2 separate regions of the Homo sapiens genome follow, and region 1 is linked to region 2. The links are chromatin loops, found by intact Hi-C in ENCODE. Cell type or tissue: IMR-90. All regions are shown on one strand. Links, peaks and the distances in the headings refer to the core of each region. The heading gives the core; the rest is flanking DNA. Region 1 has its middle 7.8 kb from the start of ZBTB38. Region 2 overlaps RASA2 (RAS p21 protein activator 2).

What was found. Peaks named below come from ENCODE experiments on the same cell type or tissue, not always from the same donor. Only the 100,000 strongest peaks of a DNase experiment are listed, where the experiment ranks them.
Region 1: it touches region 2 in a loop (6-fold over the local background); 44 of 110 quality-filtered maps call a loop at or near these places.

The regions. Positions count from the first base shown.
Region 1 is chr3:141,358,530-141,362,928 of GRCh38, reverse strand. It overlaps a transcript of ZBTB38 not described here. Among named protein-coding and RNA genes, the nearest start is that of ZBTB38, 7.8 kb to the left of the region's middle. In IMR-90, for the core only: a CTCF peak has its summit at 1,892 (motif pointing left); a DNase peak (open chromatin) is centred at 1,708; H3K4me3 peaks cover 194 bases; H3K27ac peaks cover 1,977 bases.
Region 2 is chr3:141,559,549-141,563,947 of GRCh38, reverse strand. RASA2 (RAS p21 protein activator 2) reads right to left here. Exons shown (of 24, transcript NM_006506.5): 9 at 3,953-4,054. Among named protein-coding and RNA genes, the nearest start is that of RASA2-IT1, 37 kb to the right of the region's middle. In IMR-90, for the core only: a CTCF peak has its summit at 2,315; a DNase peak (open chromatin) is centred at 2,317.

The sequences.
Region 1 (4,399 bases), core at 178-4,177, 200 kb after region 2:
TCAGACCATGACCTACAGGGTGCAGTCTTGGGGTGGGGGGCAGGGTTGCAGCCCAAGAAACCCAGTCTAGTCACCAAAAGTAATTTCTAATTAACTCATATTAATACTTGCATTTCTCAAACATCACAAAGAGCCCCTTCAATTCCCCTCAGCATCCTTTTCCCCTCCTATCCAAGCCTCTTACACCCCATAGCTTCTGCCTCCCTTTCTTTCTCCCAAACTCCCTGAAATCTTTTCTCCAGTCCTAATCAGCCTTCCTCTGGTCCTTCCGCTCTGTCCAGTTCTTCTTCTGTTGGGGCAGAAAAAGAAATTGGACAAACAAAGCCAGAACTCTTGTTAGTGGGCAGGAAGAGAAGAAAATCAGGGAACACTTAAACTTAATTTATGTCCTATCACTCATGTAAAGTGCTTAGTGCAATGTCTGATATATAATAATGGCTCAATAAATGTTGGATTAAAAATGTTTTTTGTGCTGGTGGTCATTTTATGCTATCTATATTTTATGTTATCTATTTTATGTTAATGATGTGGGGGGTTTAGATCATAACCTCTGAGAATCCAGTCTAGAGGTTGCTACCCAATGGCCCATCCTCACTCATTTGGGTGAATTTTGGGAATTCAAATTTGGAATTATTGTTCTCTTTTCTTCCTCCTGAATCACGCCTCAGAGAATCAGCCCTTGGAAAACTATAAAACTTGTAAAAAGTTCATCTTTAGGGATCCTTGAATACTGTTCGGAGGACACATCTGTTTCCTCCCTAGACCAGCTCCAGGACCCTAAACTCTTTCCCCTCCACAAAACCTTCTAGTATAATACCTTCAAGTGCAGGTCAGGACTCATTATTTAGTGGGTCAGCATGGGTTGCAAGTGATAGAATAAAATAAAACAATAGAAAAGATCCAAGTACATTATAACTAACACTTTCGTTTCGATTTTATAATATGTATGTGAGCTGGGTCTCTCTGTGAAACATATTTTCTATTGTGGTTCAGGGTTTTAAAAAAATGTTTAAAAACCAGTGTTGTAGATCCCTCACTTTCGCTGAGGTGTATAAACAACTCATCAGAGCATAAAGTAAACTCCTCTTAGTGATCTGTCCACTTTTATAGGGATGGAGACCTTAAGTCCTAGGGATGAAGCTCCATCAGTAGTGAAGTATTTGGGGGCACTGAGGCTCTTTCCTGTAATTTACAACACTTGGAGAAGGAGTAACTTCTGTTTGCTGTCTGGACCTACCCTGCTCCCTCATGCTACCCCATAGCCATCCCCTTCTCTCATTCCCACAATATCTACACATTCACACCTTGAACTTGTTGTGGGGTTTTCTATTTTTCAAGACTCTTTCACTTTCTCCATCTCTTCTGGTTTTCACAACTATTCTATGAAGTTGATGGGTCAGACGCAAGTCCTTGCTTGACCACTTAACATACTGTGTGACCTTAACTTCTCAGCCTCAGCTTCCTCAGTTCTGTTATCTATATAAAACCAGAGAAGTCAAGAAATTTGGCCAACATCACACAGCCCAGAAGTGGCAGGACCAGGAACAGAACTAGATTTTCCACCTCCCAGCCTGGTTGTCCTGCAGGCTCCGCTTATGGAAATGCACATCTTTTTTTAGAGGCATGATTCATCTGACTACCTTACAAAGAATGTTTAAAAAGCAGAGAATATTTTGCCCTCCCCTCCCCGCCATATCTAAAAACACTGACTTTTATGGCACCAGGCACAAGACAAACAACTCTTCATGCTTCGTGGTAAGGGGTTATCACACTCAACATCAAAGACTATTTATTTAAGGCTGGGGCGGTCAGAAACAGAAACAAAGTCAAGAGGAGAGGAAAACAAAGTTCCCTGAGTGCTCTGTTTTTGTCCTTTGTGTAGCAGAGTGTCCCCTCTAGTGGCTCTGGAGGAAAATAGCTTCTGGAAAACAAATTTACAGATTTGACATTGACGGAGTCAGAGAATTTGGTGCTTTAGGTGAGCTTAAAGCACTTGGTTCTGTGCTTCCTTTTATTGATGAGAAACTGAGGACAAGAGCAGTGATTCTCAACCAGGGGTGCGTTTGCCCCCTGGAAAACGTTTGGCAACATCTGGAGACTTTTTTATTGTCATTTTGGGGGTAATACCGTCAACAGTGGGTAGAAGCCAGGGATGCTGCCAAACATCCTATAATACACAGGACAGCCCCCCGACCCCAACACAACTATCTGGTCCAGTAAGTCGATAGTGCCGAGGTGAAGAAATCCTAGACTAGAAAAATGACGGGACCTGCCCAGGGACTTACAGCTTATTCACAGCTTTTGACAGCTCAGACTAAGCACTCTCTTTTTGTTCCTTACTTTTTAAAAATTAGAATTGTTAATGATTCAAAAATAATACATGTTCATAAATAAGAGTAATATAATAAAATATAATTAAAAGATTTTCCATCCCCTCATGCCTCCCCAGAATCAATGTTAAAATCTTTGGTGGTTGATTAGGCCGAACTGTATTAGAAATGACAATTGTAGACCCTTTTTGATGTACAAAAATGGCAATTTCTGATGGCAAAGCTTAAGACGTTCATCCCTCACTCCAGGCACACGCCGAAACAAGCATCAAGGCACACAGGGGATTCTTTTGACTTTGCTTGTCATACAGGAGTTAGAGTCAACAGCACAGATTATAAGCAGCACTGTGGGGTCCCAGAGCTAAGATGGTCTATGACAGACATTAGAGGACACTGAATTGTGTGGTGCATGTGTTTAATGCCTCTTTGACACTTGGGATCTCACCCTTTTGTAGAGAGCTTGGTTCAGGATTAGAGTCTTCTGTAGGCTATGCTGTCTAACTAGAAATTAGTAAGATTCTTTTGTTGTTTTTGTATTTATTATTATGGGCACTTTATAGGAAGCACTGTTGGTTTTCTATTGAATATGAGGTTTTAAAACTTCATCTTATGACAAATTTATAAGAAAAACTAAGACAACTCAAAAAAATTTTGTTGTTTTTGTTTATGAGACAGGGTCTTGCTCTGTTGCCCAGGCTGGAGTGCAGTGGTGTGATCATGGCTCACTCCAACCTCAACCTTCAGGGCTCAAGCAATCCTCCCACCTCAGCCTCCTGAGTAGCTGGAACCACAGGCATGGACCACCATGCCTGGCTAATTTTTTAACTTTTTGTAGAGATGAGGTCTTGCTGTGTTGTCCAGGCCAGTCTCGAACTCCTGGGCTCAAGTGATCCTCCTGCGTTGGCCTCCCAAAGTGCTGGGATTACAGGCATGAGCCACTGCACCTGGCCCATTATCTTTTTATTGATTACTGTTTTTCTTATCTTCACTGTGCCATTTGACCACATTCTTATCTTCAAAAAATACTGTCCTTTGCTGGACTAAGAATGCTCTACTATCCTGGATCTTCTTTGTCTCTTGTGGCAAACACTGTTGTTAGCCTACACAATTGCCACTACCTCTTCCTTCCTTCTTGCTGGGCACAGCTCACCACCCACCATAGGGGCTGACAATGGCAGATAGGCACATGCTCAGCCTACCTCGCAACTAAGGCATGGATGTGTGGCATGATCCTGGCCAATGGCACATGAAGGGAAGTTTCTTGGGTAGAGCACTGGGAAAAAGTTTCTTTCCTTAAAAGCCAGAGATTCAGGTTTCTGTAGGCAATTGTATGAAGAGGTGATTCCTTGAAGAGCAGCAGCATCTTCCAACAATGAGGGGGAAGGTCAGAGTGTAAAAACCAGTACATTAAGATGGTGAAGAGAAAGGTGGAAGAGCTGGGTCCTTGGCAACACTGGTAAGTCCTGGGCCAACTCGAGAACCACCTACTTCCAGATTTCCTGTTAGTAAGATAATATGTCTTTGTCATTTATGCCATTTGTAGTTCAGTGTTCCTTACTTGCAGCCAAAATCTTCCTTACTGAGCACTCATATGACCACATAACAGCTACTCACTGGCCTCCTAATGGCTCTCCTTGGTCGCCCAGCCCCAATCCACCATCCTGAATCCAGTCCCTTCTCTCTAAAGAGCCAGTTTGGTTAGAGAATTCTGTAGTTCAAGCCTTTAGTGGTAGTATTGTGCCAAATCAAAGAAGCCACTGACAAAAGACCACAAATTCTATGTTTTCATGCATATAAAATGTCCAGAACAGGGAAATCTATAGGGGCAGAAAATAGATTAGTGGTTGCTTAGGGCTGGGATGGAGATAGGGGCTTAGGGAGGTGACAGCCAAAGGGTACAAGGTTTCTTTTTGAAGTGATGAAAATTTCCTAAAAGTGACTATGTTGATGGTTGCATTTGTCTGTGACTATACTAAAAAAATTTGAATTATACACTTTAAAAGGGTGCATTTTACACTTTAAATAGGTGAATTGAATGATGTGTGAATCATATCATAATAAAGCCATTT
Region 2 (4,399 bases), core at 168-4,167:
TACCCATCCCTTGAAAAGATCATTTTTTAAATGAGTAGGGAACTCTCTGATTCTCTTTTATATAATATTTTATAAGCAAGGGACACTCAAATCTTTGCTAATGGCTTAAAAGAATGTTTTTGAGTTTTAAATATATTCAGAAATATGCCAGAGTTCAAACTTACAGTACACTGGTTAAAAGCACAAACTTTGGGGTCAAACAGTTTGGTTCAAATCCCAGCTGTGTGACCTTAGACAAGTTGCTAAATTTCTCTGTGCTTTTTCCTCATTTGTCAAATAAGGAGTATTAATAGTGTCTTAACACATTAAAACCCTACAACAGCCCTAAAAAAGTTATTATAAGTAAAGTACTTAGAATAGTTCCTGGCACACAGTAATCACTATGTAAATGTTACACATATAACATTTATATATGTGATGTATAACTATTACCACTTAAATATATGAATAACTATCAATAGTCATTTGTATAACTATATAAATGTGATTATTTTAAAATATTATTACAAAAGCTCAATTTAATAAACTGCCTGAAGGATCCTTGTGAATTAAATAATTCTGTATGAATTAGAGCTAAAGAGAAAAGGCTCAAGATTTGTTAAATAGTTCAGGACTATCTGGCATTTCTAAGTGAAAACAAAACAAAAAACTCATATATATATATGTCAGTTTTTGAATGAAATATTTCCGTTTGAAAGAAAAAGAAACAGGGAATAAAGAGAAATTTTTAACTGAAAGTAGCATTCAGTTGCTCTAAACATGTACTTTTCATTCACAGGCATAAAAGCAATCCTTATGCTCTCAAGAGTAAGCAGTTTTGACAGTCCCTTAACAGAAAAAAATCAGCATTTAAACAATTCTAACCATAGGGTCTGTGTAATTAAAATTGAGGTAGACAAACCCAAAGTGCAATTATTTGTACATAATGCTATGTAAATGAGAGAATAAAGAAGCAGTTCTATTAATAACTGAACGTGGGCCAGGTGCGGTGGCTCACGCCTGTAATCCCAGCACTTTGGGAGGCCGAGGCGGGGGGATCAAGAGGTCAGGAGATCAAGACCAGCCTGGTGAACATGGTGAAACCCCATCTCTACTAAAAATACAAAAATTAGCTGGGTGTGGTGGCGGATGCCTGTCATCCCAGCTACTCAGGAGGCTGAGGCAGGAGAATGGCTTAAACTCGGGAGGTGGAGATTGCAGTGGGCCAAGATGGCGCTACTGCACTCCAGCCTGGAGACAGAGCGAGACTCCGTATAAAAAAAAAAAGTTTAACGTTATTTCTGGTTTTTTTTTGTGTGTTGTTGTTGTTTTTTGTTTTCTTTTTTTGAGACGGAGTCTCGCTCTGTCTCCCAGGCTGGAGTGCAGTGGTGGATCTCAGCTTACTGTAAGCTCCCGCTCCCAGGTGCACGCAATTTCTCCTGCGCCAGCTCCTGAGTAGCTGGCACTACAGTTGCCCACTACCAAGCCCAGCTAATTTTTTGTATTTTTAGTAGAGATGGGGTTTCACCATTGTTAGCCAGGATGTCTCGATCTCCTGACCTCATGATCCGCCTGCCTTGCGCTCCCAAAGTGCTGGGATTACAGGCTTGAGCCACCGTGCCAGGCCTATTTCTTTTTTTTTTTTTTTTAACTGAAGACAGGAGACTTGTTATATTTTCTAAATTCAAATATTAAACAGATACGTTAAAAATGTGAGACCAAAGGCTGGGCGCAATGGCTCACAATCCCAGCACTTTGGGAGGCCGAAGTGGGCGGATCACGAGGTCAGGAGTTCAAGACCAGCCTGGCCAACATAGTTAAAACCCCGTCTCTACTAAAAATACAAAAATTAGCTCGGCATGGTGGTGTGTGCCTGAAGTCCCAGCTACTTGGGAGGCTGAGGCAGGAGAATCACTTGAACCCGGGAGGTGGAGGTTGCAGTGAGCCGAGATCATGCCACTGCACTCCAGCTTGGACAACAGAGTGAGGCTTTGTCTCAAAAAAAGTAAGACCGCCCCCCCACAAAAAAAAGTTTGAGGACAAAAGGTGTCAAAATTAACAAACTGGAAAGCTAAATCATATCAAATATTCATCTAGTCTAAAATCATGTATAAAGTGCTTCTGTTGAAAAGAAAAACCCAGTAATTCATTTTATCTATTATTTGAATCTTACTTTCAAATTTAAAAATTAATCTATTTTGAGACTTTTCAAACAACAGAATTAAATTACTGATGATTACTCTCTTAACATCAACATTAGAAAGAATTTGCCTGAAATCCTGAGGGTAAATAAATCTTTTCTTGAGTTTTCATGCAGTTACTAACAACCCCACAAGGGGATGCTATGGCTCTACAATTGATGGAGGAGGTTAAGAGTTTTATTTCCAACTTAAAAGAAATGGCATTCACATTTTTATGTTTCCTTACAACTGTGGAATTATATATGAATTACCAGATGTTCCTATTTCATGCTATATAAATTTCAGCACTTATATTTCTGGCAGGTTACTTTAAAATATCATGGGCCAAAAACATCTATAAAAATAAAATTAGTTTGTTAATGTTCTTACATACTGCCAAGGAAGCTGCACAAAGTTTTGCCAAATTTGGAAGGCATCTCTGGAGACAGTCTTACTTAAAAAACAGATTATGTGGCACATTTCAAGTTCATTTTGAGGGACCCGGAGGCACTACAACGTGTTTTTCTCTTCTGTACTGAGTGGTCTGGCACATAATTTTAAAAACTTGACAAACTGAGCTCAGAAATTTTCATTTTAAAATGTATGCTATTTGATGGAAGGTGGAAGACATGGTGTAGTGGGAGGATGACAGGTCCCAAATCTTCATCAATTTTTCATAGTGACTACATTTGATTTTTTTCCCCCTCTGTGGATGCATTTTACAAACTATAATACACAAAATGCCAACATAAAGACCAATAAATCTTAGATCTGCCTTGGACTATAGAGAGGCAAAAATAAAGTAAAAATTTTGAGAGTCTCCATATCAGTCTACAAGTGATAACTGCTCTAGGACAAGACTCTAAAATGAAGATGTCTGATGGCCAATCAGAAGAGGCAGGCTCTTTTAGGAACAGATGAAACTGATATCCATAAGAAACACCTAAACACTCCTCTTTGAGGCAGCAGAAACTGAGATCCAAAAAGTGCTCCTTAAAAGGCAAATGAGAAAGGCATGTTCATTTATACCCAGTTGAAACCAAAATCTAGCAAGAGAGATGCTGGGCAACATACTGAAAGGATACACACGCTTTTAAGTGCTATAGACAGAAAAAAAACAATAGTTTCACATTGATTCTGCTAAGGAAACTAGCTCAATGTAATGTCTGAACATTAATTTGAATTTAACATCAGTGTAATGTTATTATTAGAGTCACTGAAAACTAAAATAATATTATAGTCATTATTGAAAACCAAGAGCCCTAAAAAGTGCCAGCTCAACAACATAAGACCTTAGACATTCAAAAAGTAACATTAGGGCCATCTACAGTACATTTCAATGGGGTGTGGTGAAGGAAGAACAGTGGTTAGTTCCCATAAACAACTGAGTCCCCTAAATAAAATCCTTTGCTTTCAAATACCCACAGTTCCTATGACCACTAATAAAACTTCTGAAATGCAGACACTGATTTGTGACCAAGCGTTTTCTTACATGAACAACTCTTATGTAATGTTTTAAATGTTTCCCATTTTTCTCCTTAAGAGTCGTCTTCACTTCTGAACAGAAAAATATTCCTAGATGATTCAGTTCTTTTATCTCAGTACCACAGGTCAAGTCATAAAACTTACAATTTACTTCTGCAACAATGAATTAATGAACATATCAATATTAATGACGTTTAGCTTATTACATGGCAAATTTAAAATATGTTCAGAGTAAGCATTTATTTGCATATATATACTGTACTAAAGAGAATTAAACTATGGAGTTCACTAAAATGCTGGGCCCTTACCAGGCTTGATGAGAGGAATCAGTTCTTAATACGTTCACAGGAACCTTAATCTCACCTAGGAAAACATCTTGGACTAGGTTTCCATTGTTCCACAAGTCGATCCTGAAAATTGAAAACTGGCTTTATGTTTTGCAAACAATGTTTAAGAGAGTTCACACCACAAAACAGCTTCAAATTACTTTGATCTGTATTACAGCATTAATTTTACATGCTTAAAAGATGTTAGCAACACCATATACATACCTCACTATCCAGACTAGAGAAGCAAAATACTACAGCAGCTTTTATTTAAAAAGCACAGAAAGTAATTTTAAATAGTCTGAAAGAAGGCACTTAAACTGTCTTAGTTTGAAAGTCGAGGCTTTATTTTAACCTATAGCAATAAGGACTACAGAAAGAAACTACAATAAGACTACAGTTTCTCTCTAGATTACCACCAATTAATAT